Regions from separate parts of the Mus musculus genome. Here all the other regions are linked to region 1. A link is a loop called in an ENCODE intact Hi-C map of the cell type or tissue named here. Cell type or tissue: heart. All regions are shown on one strand.

Region 1 (2,500 bases):
CCCAGTCTCTGCATCCTGTTCTTAGTTCACTGGTTCATAGCAGTTAGCCAGGCACGGATCAGAATTAATCTATCACCAGCCACCTTGAGGCCTTTATAGTGGGTCTTTTGCTGACTAGTCCTCTCAAGCGAATATTAAAAGTTATTTTTTGCCCATTGGTTTTAAAAATATCTTTATCTGCATTTTTTATCTTAAACTTCCTCTAGTTGGGTCTTCCTCTTAGGAAGACTTTCTTGGTTCTCTATATTTTATACAAAACATGTTAGGGAGTTTCTGTAAGACACCATACAACCATTCCAAACACTTAGCCAGAAGGAATGACTCAATTCAGCGTAGTCCTGTGCATATTAAGCACAGCTGGACACCATATTATTATTTTTTGTCATAAAGTTTCCAAGGTGTTTGAATACCTTGATTTTAACACATACACTCAAGACTAACAAATATCTAATATTCCTTTGAAACTCTGTTTCTGTTTGCTCGATACATTTGCCTTTTGAAGAAAGGAGCTAGGTGCTATGTTCAACGGGGGGGGGGGGGGGGTGTTAGCCAGCAAAAGGTATACTCAGTAGCAGTCGACATCTGGCCAACTTTTGTCAAAACTCGTTAGAAAGGGATATCTATTGTAGAGCGAGGGATATCTACTTGGGAGATGGGAGGGCTAAAAAAACCTAAGACTATAAGGGCTATGAGAGTTAGCTCTTCCCTCAGAACCTGGTCCTGTCAAGGTCTTTAACCTCCATAGAGAAACAGCTTCTAGGAAACACAGGATCAACAGAGACAAAAGTCCAGTATCCCAAGGCCCCGAAGTCCCAGTGCTTCTCCCCAGGGACTGGTCTTTAAAAGGAGGGCTCCTCCTTCCAACCCCAGTGTGAGTTAATAAATGGCAGCAGCGCAAAGTGCGCATCCCGGGGACCCATTTCATGGTCGCCCCAAAACCTCCTCATCGGCTCTCTTGCTCCCCCCCGGAGGTTTTACTCTATATCAAGGAGCTATCCCGGCAGGGCTGAGTAGTCGGGTGCCAGCTGGCCTAGGTGCGCCAGGTGCGGCGTGGGGGCCTCGGGGTGATGGGTGGGTCCCTTACGGTTTCCCGCAGCTTCCGCTCCTGGTCCAGCTCGCGCTGCAGGCTGCCCGCACGCTCCTCCGCGGCATCCGCCTGCTCCTGCAGGCTCCGGATCTTTCTCCGCACCGCCTCCAGCGAGCTGCTACCCGCCATGGCGAGGCGGTGGCTGAGGCTGTGCTCTGCCTCCGCGCTCTGCAGCTGCTACTGCTGCTGCCGCTACCGAGCCCAGGTCCGGTTCGTCCCGCCCAGGCCGGCTTTGTAACGCCGGCGCCCCCTGCGGCTAAGAAGCAGGCCGGAAGTCACGGCTCCTGGGCCGCACAGAGAGAGCCGCGGGCGGGTGCGCGAGCGCAGGGGACAGGCGCGGCGGGCAGGCGGGCGGGGCCCGGTGGACCCCGGGAACTAGCTGCCCATGGAACCACTGCGCGTGCGCGCGGGGATGGCTGGCTCTAGGCTGCTTTGCCTAGAGCGAGGCCACCGCAGGAGGGCGTTTGCATCCACTCCGCTGAGCCTGGGCCAAGTAGAAGATCTGGATGCTAAAGCCTATTGCGACTCCTGCTGGCCATTTGGAGCGCTCCGAAATCCCGATTCTCCTGAAGCTGAGTAAGGGTAGAAACCTAGACTTTGAACGTACCCTAAACGCTGTAAAGAACAGCATCATTCCTAATGCTAAAGGCATTGACAACTCCTGGATGCTCGGAGCACTCTGTAATCCCGATTTACCAGAGTCTGAACAGGTAACTTGGAGCCTGAAATATGAATATCCTAAAGATCCGTGTAAAGAACAACAGAACACAAGATTCTGACTAAAAGAACTCCAGAATCCAAACTATTTCACCAAGTGTAAATTACTAGCTGGCAAAGCGTAGTGGTTAGATCTCCTGTTCTAAATACAGCTTTTTTAAGGTTTGAATCTGGCTCTTAAGTCTCTGCTGGCTGTGTGCCTTTGGACAAATGACTTCTCAGGGCTTTATCTCTTAAAAAAACGAGTATAATAGTACAGGGCTCTTCACAGGGCTGTTGACAATTATCAGATGATATAAAACATTTAACAATGCCTTACATATTTAAGGACTCAAACTATATAATTAAGCACACATGCACTACCATAAGAGTTTGTCTGGACCCCATAACGAACTGTGCAACCTCAGGCAATTCAGCCTGATATCTGGAATCTGAGGAACCGGTCTGTACGACCACAGGAACCTGTGACAGAGCCTCTGGTTACCAGATGGAAAGCCACATGGACACACTCTGTTAAGAACCCATCTCTGCCATCCCTACTTGCAAATGTTTTTAAAAGCTTGTCAAGTCTCCGGGATTTTTATCCTGCACCTTTGTCAAAGAATCAATCCTAGCCTTGTTTAAATGTGTGGGAGTGGAGAATGAAAACGAAGGTAGAAAAAGAAAAGAAAAAAAAAAAAAACCAAAACCAAACCA
Region 2 (2,500 bases), 250 kb before region 1:
TTTTCCTAAGAGATGCTTTGTGTGCTATAGAAATATACAACCAGTGACAGTTGCAAATTTCATATCCTCAAAATTCACCAGAAAATATAAGTTTAATGGTTAGATATTGTCAAGTGTCTTTTTCTAAAAGAAAATGAATACCTAACGCCTGCATTAATATAATGGAAAGTTCAGAAGCTGCAAACTTCGGGCAGGTGCAGCGAGACCAAGACCACGTTCACCAGCAGAGTTCCGGTATTTACCAAGCTCCCAGGAGGACATGCCGCCTGGTCAGTTGTTACTGTGTTTTCTCGAACTTTCCTCCTTGACTGCACCCAAACCATTACCCAGGAGTCTACAAAGAAAATCTGAGCCTGAATAGTCTGCACAGACATTCTGAGTCCGAGGATTGATGTGAGGGTGGGGGGCAGGGAATAAACATCTGATCTCCAGGTGACTTTAATGGCAGAGAGTAGTGATAACGACTCTTCGATGCTGCTCAGCACTGAGGGAAATGAGAGATTCCTACAGAAAGACAAAGGCTTCATGCAGGAATCTATCTGCTTGTTCCCACACTCAGCCAACAGAAGCCAAGGGGCGCCTGCTTAGCCTACGGGCCTGCTCTTCTCAGACCCTCCCAGGAACAGTTCCAGCCCTGGACCGCACCACAAGCTGGAGCCCCTGGGAGATGGGGATCCCGGGGTCGTGGGAACCCAGGAGAGGGAGGGAACCCGCGGCGTCCGGGACACAGCGCAGCCTCACCCGGCGATGAGGAAGATGACTCGCAAAGGGTCGGTGGCGATGGTGAAGACATAAAGAGCGAGCGCGGGCCCGAAGGCGATGAAGGCGCAACCAAAGAACACCGCAGCCGTCATGACGACCTCGGGAGCCAGTCGCGGGGGCCCGAGGGCCCTGCAGTGCCCAATGGACAGCGGGTCCTGGATACGGGGCGGGGCTGGGTGGCGAGGCTCCGGTGCTCCGTCAGAGCAGTGGACGAGGCGGAGCCCGTGAGGCGGGGTCTGGAGATGCCGAGGGCGGGACGGGGCTCGAGAGGCGGAGCCTTCGGTGCCCTAGTCAAAGAGGCAACAGGAGGGAGCTTCGGGAGGCCAGGCCTGGAAGAGTTCCATAGCCTATCAGAGTGGACGGCAGAGCGAGGGTTGGCATGCAGGACCTCGAGGTCCTCTAGTCACACGGGACAAGGCAGGGTTCGGGAGTTGGGGCCTGAGCTGCTCCTTGGCCTGTAAAAGCGGGTTGCTGGGCGGAGCTCGGCAGGGGACTCGAGGTGCTCCGAGGGCAGAGGAGGGGCGTGGCTTCGGAGCACAGATCCTGTCAGAACAGGGAACGGAGGTCGGAAGGCGGAGAGCCTGGAGGAGTCCCACGCCCAGTCAAACCGGAGCCAGGTCGGAGCCTGGGAGGCGGGGCTTTGAGTCGCTCCCAGACCTGTCAGCGCCTGCAGAGCGAGCTCAGAGCGCCGCCCTACTCCAGCCAGAGCAAGCTCAGAGTGCCGCCCTACTCCAGCCAAAGCGAGCCGAAGTTCTGGAGACCTGGTAATGTAGTGGGCGGGGCTCCGAGGTGTTATAAGTGTAGTCAGAGTCAGCCGCTCCAGACATTAGGCCTAGGGTTTGTCCCTGCTCAGTTACTGATGGAGTTTTGTTCATCACCTTGAGCCCCACTGTTCCTAGGCTTAGCTTTTATACCTGGATTACATGCTGATGGAGAAAGAATATAGAGGTGAAAGCTGTAATACTTGACATATATATTACAAAACCTGATGCATAGAGAAATGCCAGAATCCATGTAAAAAACACATAGAATTCTTCCCACCCAGAGAGCAGCCTTTCCCGGTCACATATCAGTAGGGCTATGAAGGGTTATGCCAGATGAAGAGGTTTCTGGTCATCACAAACCAGAGAAAATTCCAGAGCAACCAGCAGAATCTTCATCTTCCTAGTTCTTGTCTTCCCTCATCTCCAGAAGTTAGAAGTGGGTCAGTTGTTAGAAATAAACTGACTTGACTTCACTCTTTAATTAGGTTCACTCTAATAAGGTTCTTTTAGCCCGATGAGTGGAAAACTAATTATTGTTCTTTAAGAGACCTTGGTGAAATGTTTACGGTCCTAGGTGTTAGGGATAGTGTGTTTGATCTTGTGTCATTTATGAGTGGGTTTGCTTTTAAATGAAGCTTAGGTTGAACTGGATGAACCTAGTACATAGACGGGCAGAGTCCACATGCAGCATTGCTAGGACAACAACATTTTTCTATTCTCCTATGCCTTGTTCCTATCTACTTATTAACACCAAGTATGCTGAAGTTACTTTTATTAATATAATATTTTCAATAATTTGAACATATATACAATGTATTTTGGTCATATTTATCCTCTTTCCAGATTCACCTCCATCCCCTACCTGCTCCCAACTTCATGTGTTCTTTTTTTTCTCTTAAATTACACACTGAGTCTGAGTCTAATTTGTATTGCTCATGTACGTCTGGCTGTAGGGACATCCATTAGAGTGTGGT
Region 3 (2,500 bases), 69 kb before region 1:
AAACAAAACAAAACAAAACAAACAAACAAGCAAGCAAATAAATAAATAAATAAAACCCAAGTAATGAACTGGAGCAATTTGTTCATAATGGAGAAGTTATGAATATAAGAAGTCATAATCAAAGAAATGGTACTTTGATGCACTTACCATAAAAAGAATAGAAATGGTTCTCTCTGGCTGGAGAGATGGCTCAGCAGTTAAGAGCACTGGCTACTTGCTCTTCGTGAGGCCCTGAGTTCAATTCCCAGCAACCACATGATGGCTCACAACCATCTGTAATGGGATCTGGCACCCTCTTCTGGTGTGTCTGAAGACAGTTATGGTGTACTCATATAAATGAAATAAATAAATCTTTTTTCTTTTTTTTTTAAATGGCTCTCTCAAAGCTTCTAACCTTGGAGAGGGATGGATGCCAGGGTCTCTACATGCTCAGGCTGGCCTCACACACATCATGTGACCTTAAGCTTCTGATCCTCCAGCTTCTACGTCCTGAGGAATGGGATCATGGGTCCATACCACTTTGATTTATGTGGTGCAAGGGATTATACCCAGAACTTGTACCCAAAAGCAAGCACCAACTGAGCTCCATCCCAAACCACTTCAAGCTTGTCGTTAAAAACAAAACAGGTAACACTCTGTCTAGTAAATGTAATAATAAACTGTAAATCATTAAGGACCAGGGATATCATGTATTCTTAATACTTGGTATAGTGCCTTTTACAGAAGTGGGGAATAAAAAAATTACAGAATGAAAGAATAAAAATATGCAGAAACTGACATTTTAGTTACTAATAAGGGTTATCTAATATGTAATAGTGGTAATTTAATGGATTGTTCTACATTCCATTTTCAGACCAATTCTTAAGAGTAAACTGGGAGAAGAAACAGCATTTTGAACACATCCACGTACTTGAGTCACACAATTTAATTATTTACTTTATTTTGCCCTCACACATGGAGGCTAAGCAAGTGAGCTTCCACTGAGCTATACTCCTAGCCCAGTTAGTTACATTTTAAACTTTCCAGTGATAAATAAAACAGCCTGATTATTCTAGGGATACATTGTCTCTACAAATGTGCCACTTTTTGCAACTCCAACCTGTAAAACATCAGTATTTTATTTTACCAATAACAAAATGGGCTACCTGCTGAACTCACCTTCTGACCAGACTTCTTTTCCATCTACAGAAACTCCAACCACGATGCCGGGGGCACCAACCTCATCCTAAGAGAAAAGAAAGACCCTGGTGGTTCAAAAGTAGACTGACTCCGCCCACTCTGCGGTCCCGCCCACCAGGAGGGCAATGGTTCTGCTCCGATTGCCCTGGCCGTCGGAGTGCACAGGACTCTAAAGGGGAAGGGGCGGGCCCCTCCGCGACCGGTGACCTCAGCTGCTACTTGAGCAGCCCTAAGAGCGTCAGCCCGCGGCCAGGCAGTCAGAAAAACGGAAGCCGCCGCCCTGACGCCCACTGGGCCCGCACCTTGATCCGGTGTAGCAGATCGCGGCTGCTCTCGATGGCTCTGGAGAAGCCCCTGGCTGCTGGCGGCGCAGGCGTGTGCGGGCTCCCCGGGCTCAGGGCCTGCTCGTGCGATAACTCGGTAGTGCCGGACGCCTCGGGGTCCGCGGGGGACTGAATGGGGACGGCGCCCCGCAGCCCGACCACCAGCTTCGCGCCGAGAGCCAGCCCCAGCCCGAGCCCCAGGCCGCCGGCCCAACCAAGGCCCAGCACAGGCAGGCCCGGTCGCCTGTGCGCCCCGCGCCGCCCTCCGTCCCAGGCTGGGCCTGCGGTGGCCGCAGCCCGAGCTGTCACGCTTGACAGGAGCCGGTACATGTTGCCTCCGCAGAGCCGGCTGCCTCCTAGCTTGCTCCGGCTTGGCCCGCGGCGGGCGGGACGAGGGGGCGGGGCTGAGGCGGGGCTTTACAGTACCTCTCAGTCAAGGCCGGGTGGGTGAGCGACGAGCGCATCGAGCGCCTGGTCCTCGTCTCCTTTCTAGCCTTCTGGCTACTAATCCTCTTTGGTTCCACCCCTCCTTTTCTTGCTTTCTTTTCCCTCCCTCTTTTTCATATCTTTCTTCCTTCTTTTATCTTCTCCTTTTCCTCTCTCTTCTCTCCCTTTAGCTCTAACCTCCCTCTCTTGTTTTCTTTTTCTCTCGCATCCCACATTCCTCCCTCTATCCTCTTTTCTCTTTCCCTCTCTTTATTTCTGATTCTCTCCTCTTTCTCCTTCCCACTTTAGTTTCTACCTGTCCCTCAAGCCTCTCTTTTCCTTTTCTCCTCCTCATCTCTCTCCTTTTCCATGCTTCTTCTCTCTCACAACACACATGATATCCTTAGACAAGTCTCCTGTCACAGCAACACCCTCTTGCCACCTTATGCCTATGTTAACAACACTCGCCCCTTTGTTTGACTGAGATGCACAGTGGTTAAAACACTTGCCATGCAAACACAAGGACTGGAATTCAAATCCCCAGTATCCGGGTGAAAATGCCCAGTGGGCAT
Region 4 (2,500 bases), 98 kb before region 1:
TAACTGTACTCGTCAAGTAACCACAGACCATGGACATTGAGACATTGGAACTTCTAGGACCATTATTTTCCCCGTACACACATAATAATTTACATAGTTATCTATATCACCATATTTAGTATTGACTTACAGTTTATTCATTTTTGGTGTTCCAGAGATGGCCCCATATGGCTGAAGATGATCTTGAATTTCCAACCCTCCTGCCTAAACCCCAAGTGCTGGATTATAATAAGTGTGCCCCATACCCCTAGATGTATCCAGTGCTGGAAATCAAACTCGGGGTTTCTTACTTACTGGGTGAGCACTCCTCCATGAGGGAATGCGGTGTTTTAATTTTCTTCTGCTTTATGCAAATTGAGTATTATACATCTTTTTTTTTTCCCCAAATTGGTAGGACAGTCTTAGGGTCAAGCTTATAAATGGTGTATGTGTGTGTGTTTAAGCCAGGGGGTCAATATCAGGTTTCTTTCTTAGGTGCCACCTACCACGTTTTCTGAGACAGAGGCATATCAAACACAGCAGCAAATGGGATTTGTTTAAAAAACTATTTCAGAGCAAAGCAAACCGGAGGTGAAGCCTATCCGGTGCAGAACTTCAAGTCTCACTCCTTAGAAGGCACAGACACAAGACTAGAAGTTTGTTTCACAACCCGTCAGTGGGATCTTTCTAGTTAAAAATTATTTATTTAGTGGTGTTAGGGATTTAACCTAAGGCTTCATGAAGGCAAGGCAAGCATGCTATTAGCTGAGCTACACCTCCAACCCCAAAATCAGATTTTTAAATTTAATTATGAGTGTGTGTGTGCGCGCGCGCGCATAGGGAGTGCAGTGCCATAGAGATCAGAAAAGACCTGCAGATCTCCCTGGAGTTGAGTTTGAGGCAGTTTCGAACCGCCCAGCTCGGTTCTGAAAACCAAACCCAGATCGTCTGCGGGAGCAGTACACAGTCTTAACCAACACACACTCTTAAGCGCTGAGCCAGCCCCCTCCCAGGCTCGCCTATGGTGTTTGTAATACAGCGAAGAACAAAGATTATTGTTCCGTGTGTCCCCCTGTCCGCTGCCCCGCACAATGAACAGGGGAGACCAGGCTAGTTGCAGCCTCGGGTCTGGTTTCCCTCTAATGCCTAATGCCCGGGCCTCCGAAGCCCGGCCTGGGTGCAGGGCGGAGTCGGAGTTTAACGCAGAAGCCATTTAAATGTCCCTCATTGGACTTGGCCCGGCGGTCAGGGCGGGAGCCGTACCACTGAGACGGGAGCCTAGAGCGGTCGCCCCCGCCTCCACTCCTCTCCACTCCTCCCCGCCGCCTCTATCCCGGAAGTTGCTGAGGGGCGCTCGAAAGCGAGCAGTTCGTCTCGGCGACCTGGAGCGGCCGCGCTTGCGGAGCCGTCACCATGCCCGTAAGTTTTTGACTTTGGGCTCGGGCTTGCTTTCCTTCAGGCTTTCTGTTAGTCTGGCGCCTCGGCAGGCGGCTAAGCCCGCGGCGTCTCTTGCTCCTGCGGGCCGAGGCATGGCGGGCTTGTTGAGACTTGTCCGGGCGACACGGCGCGGCATGGCGTGGCGGGCCCTGTCCGGGCTCGCGTGAGTGGCCAGCCCGTGGGGTGCAGCTCCCAGCTCACCATGGGCTTCAGGGTCACTAACGGGCCTCGCAGCTTCCGACACGTTCACTCCACCCCGGGCGAGCATGCCGCAGCCCTGTGCTGGCCATTGGATGTGGAGCCCCGGGGCTGAGGTCATCCCGGCCTTGTTCTGATCTGCTGCGCTGCGGCTTCGGGGAGGCCCGAGCCAGACGCTGGTTTTTACTTAGCTTTGATGGCTACCCAGCCAAACGACAAAGGGGTTCTCTCTCCCATATGCTGCCCGAGCGCTGTAAAGTGCCAGGAAAGGACTGGCAACGTGTGGGTGAAAGTGGTCCTATCTTGAAAAGTTAGGGTCTTAAGTACCCCCTCTGCGGAGTGTGCCTGTTGCTCCTGCTTTGCGTTCCTCGTGTGATTCGGGCTGCCACCCGTGTACTGTGACTCCAGTAGTAACAATATGTTTCCTTCCACAGCTGGCTAGAGATCTGTTACACCCTTCCTTGGAGGAGGAGAAGAAAAAACATAAGAAGAAACGGCTGGTTCAGAGCCCAAATTCTTACTTCATGGATGTGAAATGTCCAGGTATAAAATTTCAAATTTCCCTGTCCTAAAGGACGTTTCAGGAAAGATTCACACTTTAATAAGTCAGGATCCACTGTTGACTAGAAATGACATTACAGAATTGTCATAAGGGTCATTTTAAAGAAACATACTCAAACCTTTGTAGAAACATATGGGAGCCAGGTAAAGGATACGTTGACTTAAGTCTTTAACTTAAGATGATCATTAAGATGATGAATTTTCTTTTTTGCAATGCAAATAAAATATATGTTGATTCTTCATTCTCAAACTGCTGTCTGATGTGTTTGCTATACCATATGTGTCTGTTTAGTACTTAACATGTGGAAATGGAAACAGAATTTAA

What was found. Hi-C counts contacts between places; a loop is a spot of excess contacts. Peaks named below come from ENCODE experiments on the same cell type or tissue, not always from the same donor. Only the 100,000 strongest peaks of a DNase experiment are listed, where the experiment ranks them.
Region 2: it touches region 1 in a loop (2.4-fold over the local background); 4 of 42 quality-filtered maps call a loop at or near these places.
Region 3: it touches region 1 in a loop (5-fold over the local background); 4 of 42 quality-filtered maps call a loop at or near these places.
Region 4: it touches region 1 in a loop (2.7-fold over the local background); 2 of 42 quality-filtered maps call a loop at or near these places.

What each region holds. Positions count from the first base shown.
Region 1 is chr9:67,042,494-67,044,993 of GRCm38, forward strand. The region is part of intron 2 of Tpm1 (tropomyosin 1, alpha); the gene reads right to left. Among named protein-coding and RNA genes, the nearest start is that of Tpm1, 5.5 kb to the right of the region's middle. RefSeq lists an enhancer at 1-1,028. In heart, a CTCF peak has its summit at 1,535; DNase peaks (open chromatin) are centred at 998 and 1,418; H3K4me3 peaks cover 2,500 bases; H3K27ac peaks cover 2,432 bases.
Region 2 is chr9:66,794,512-66,797,011 of GRCm38, forward strand. It overlaps Aph1b (aph1 homolog B, gamma secretase subunit), which reads right to left and starts at 912. Exons shown (of 6, transcript NM_177583.4): 1 at 742-912. The coding sequence starts at 854. In heart, a CTCF peak has its summit at 1,387; a DNase peak (open chromatin) is centred at 1,130; H3K4me3 peaks cover 2,014 bases; H3K27ac peaks cover 1,840 bases.
Region 3 is chr9:66,973,560-66,976,059 of GRCm38, forward strand. Lactb (lactamase, beta) reads right to left here and starts at 1,925. Exons shown (of 6, transcript NM_030717.1): 1 at 1,482-1,925; 2 at 1,159-1,225. The coding sequence starts at 1,832. In heart, a CTCF peak has its summit at 1,258; DNase peaks (open chromatin) are centred at 1,372 and 1,892; H3K4me3 peaks cover 1,679 bases; H3K27ac peaks cover 1,548 bases.
Region 4 is chr9:66,944,783-66,947,282 of GRCm38, forward strand. It overlaps Rps27l (ribosomal protein S27-like), which reads left to right and starts at 1,304. Exons shown (of 4, transcript NM_026467.5): 1 at 1,304-1,398; 2 at 2,049-2,157. The coding sequence starts at 1,393. In heart, a CTCF peak has its summit at 1,224; a DNase peak (open chromatin) is centred at 1,249; H3K4me3 peaks cover 2,067 bases; H3K27ac peaks cover 1,643 bases.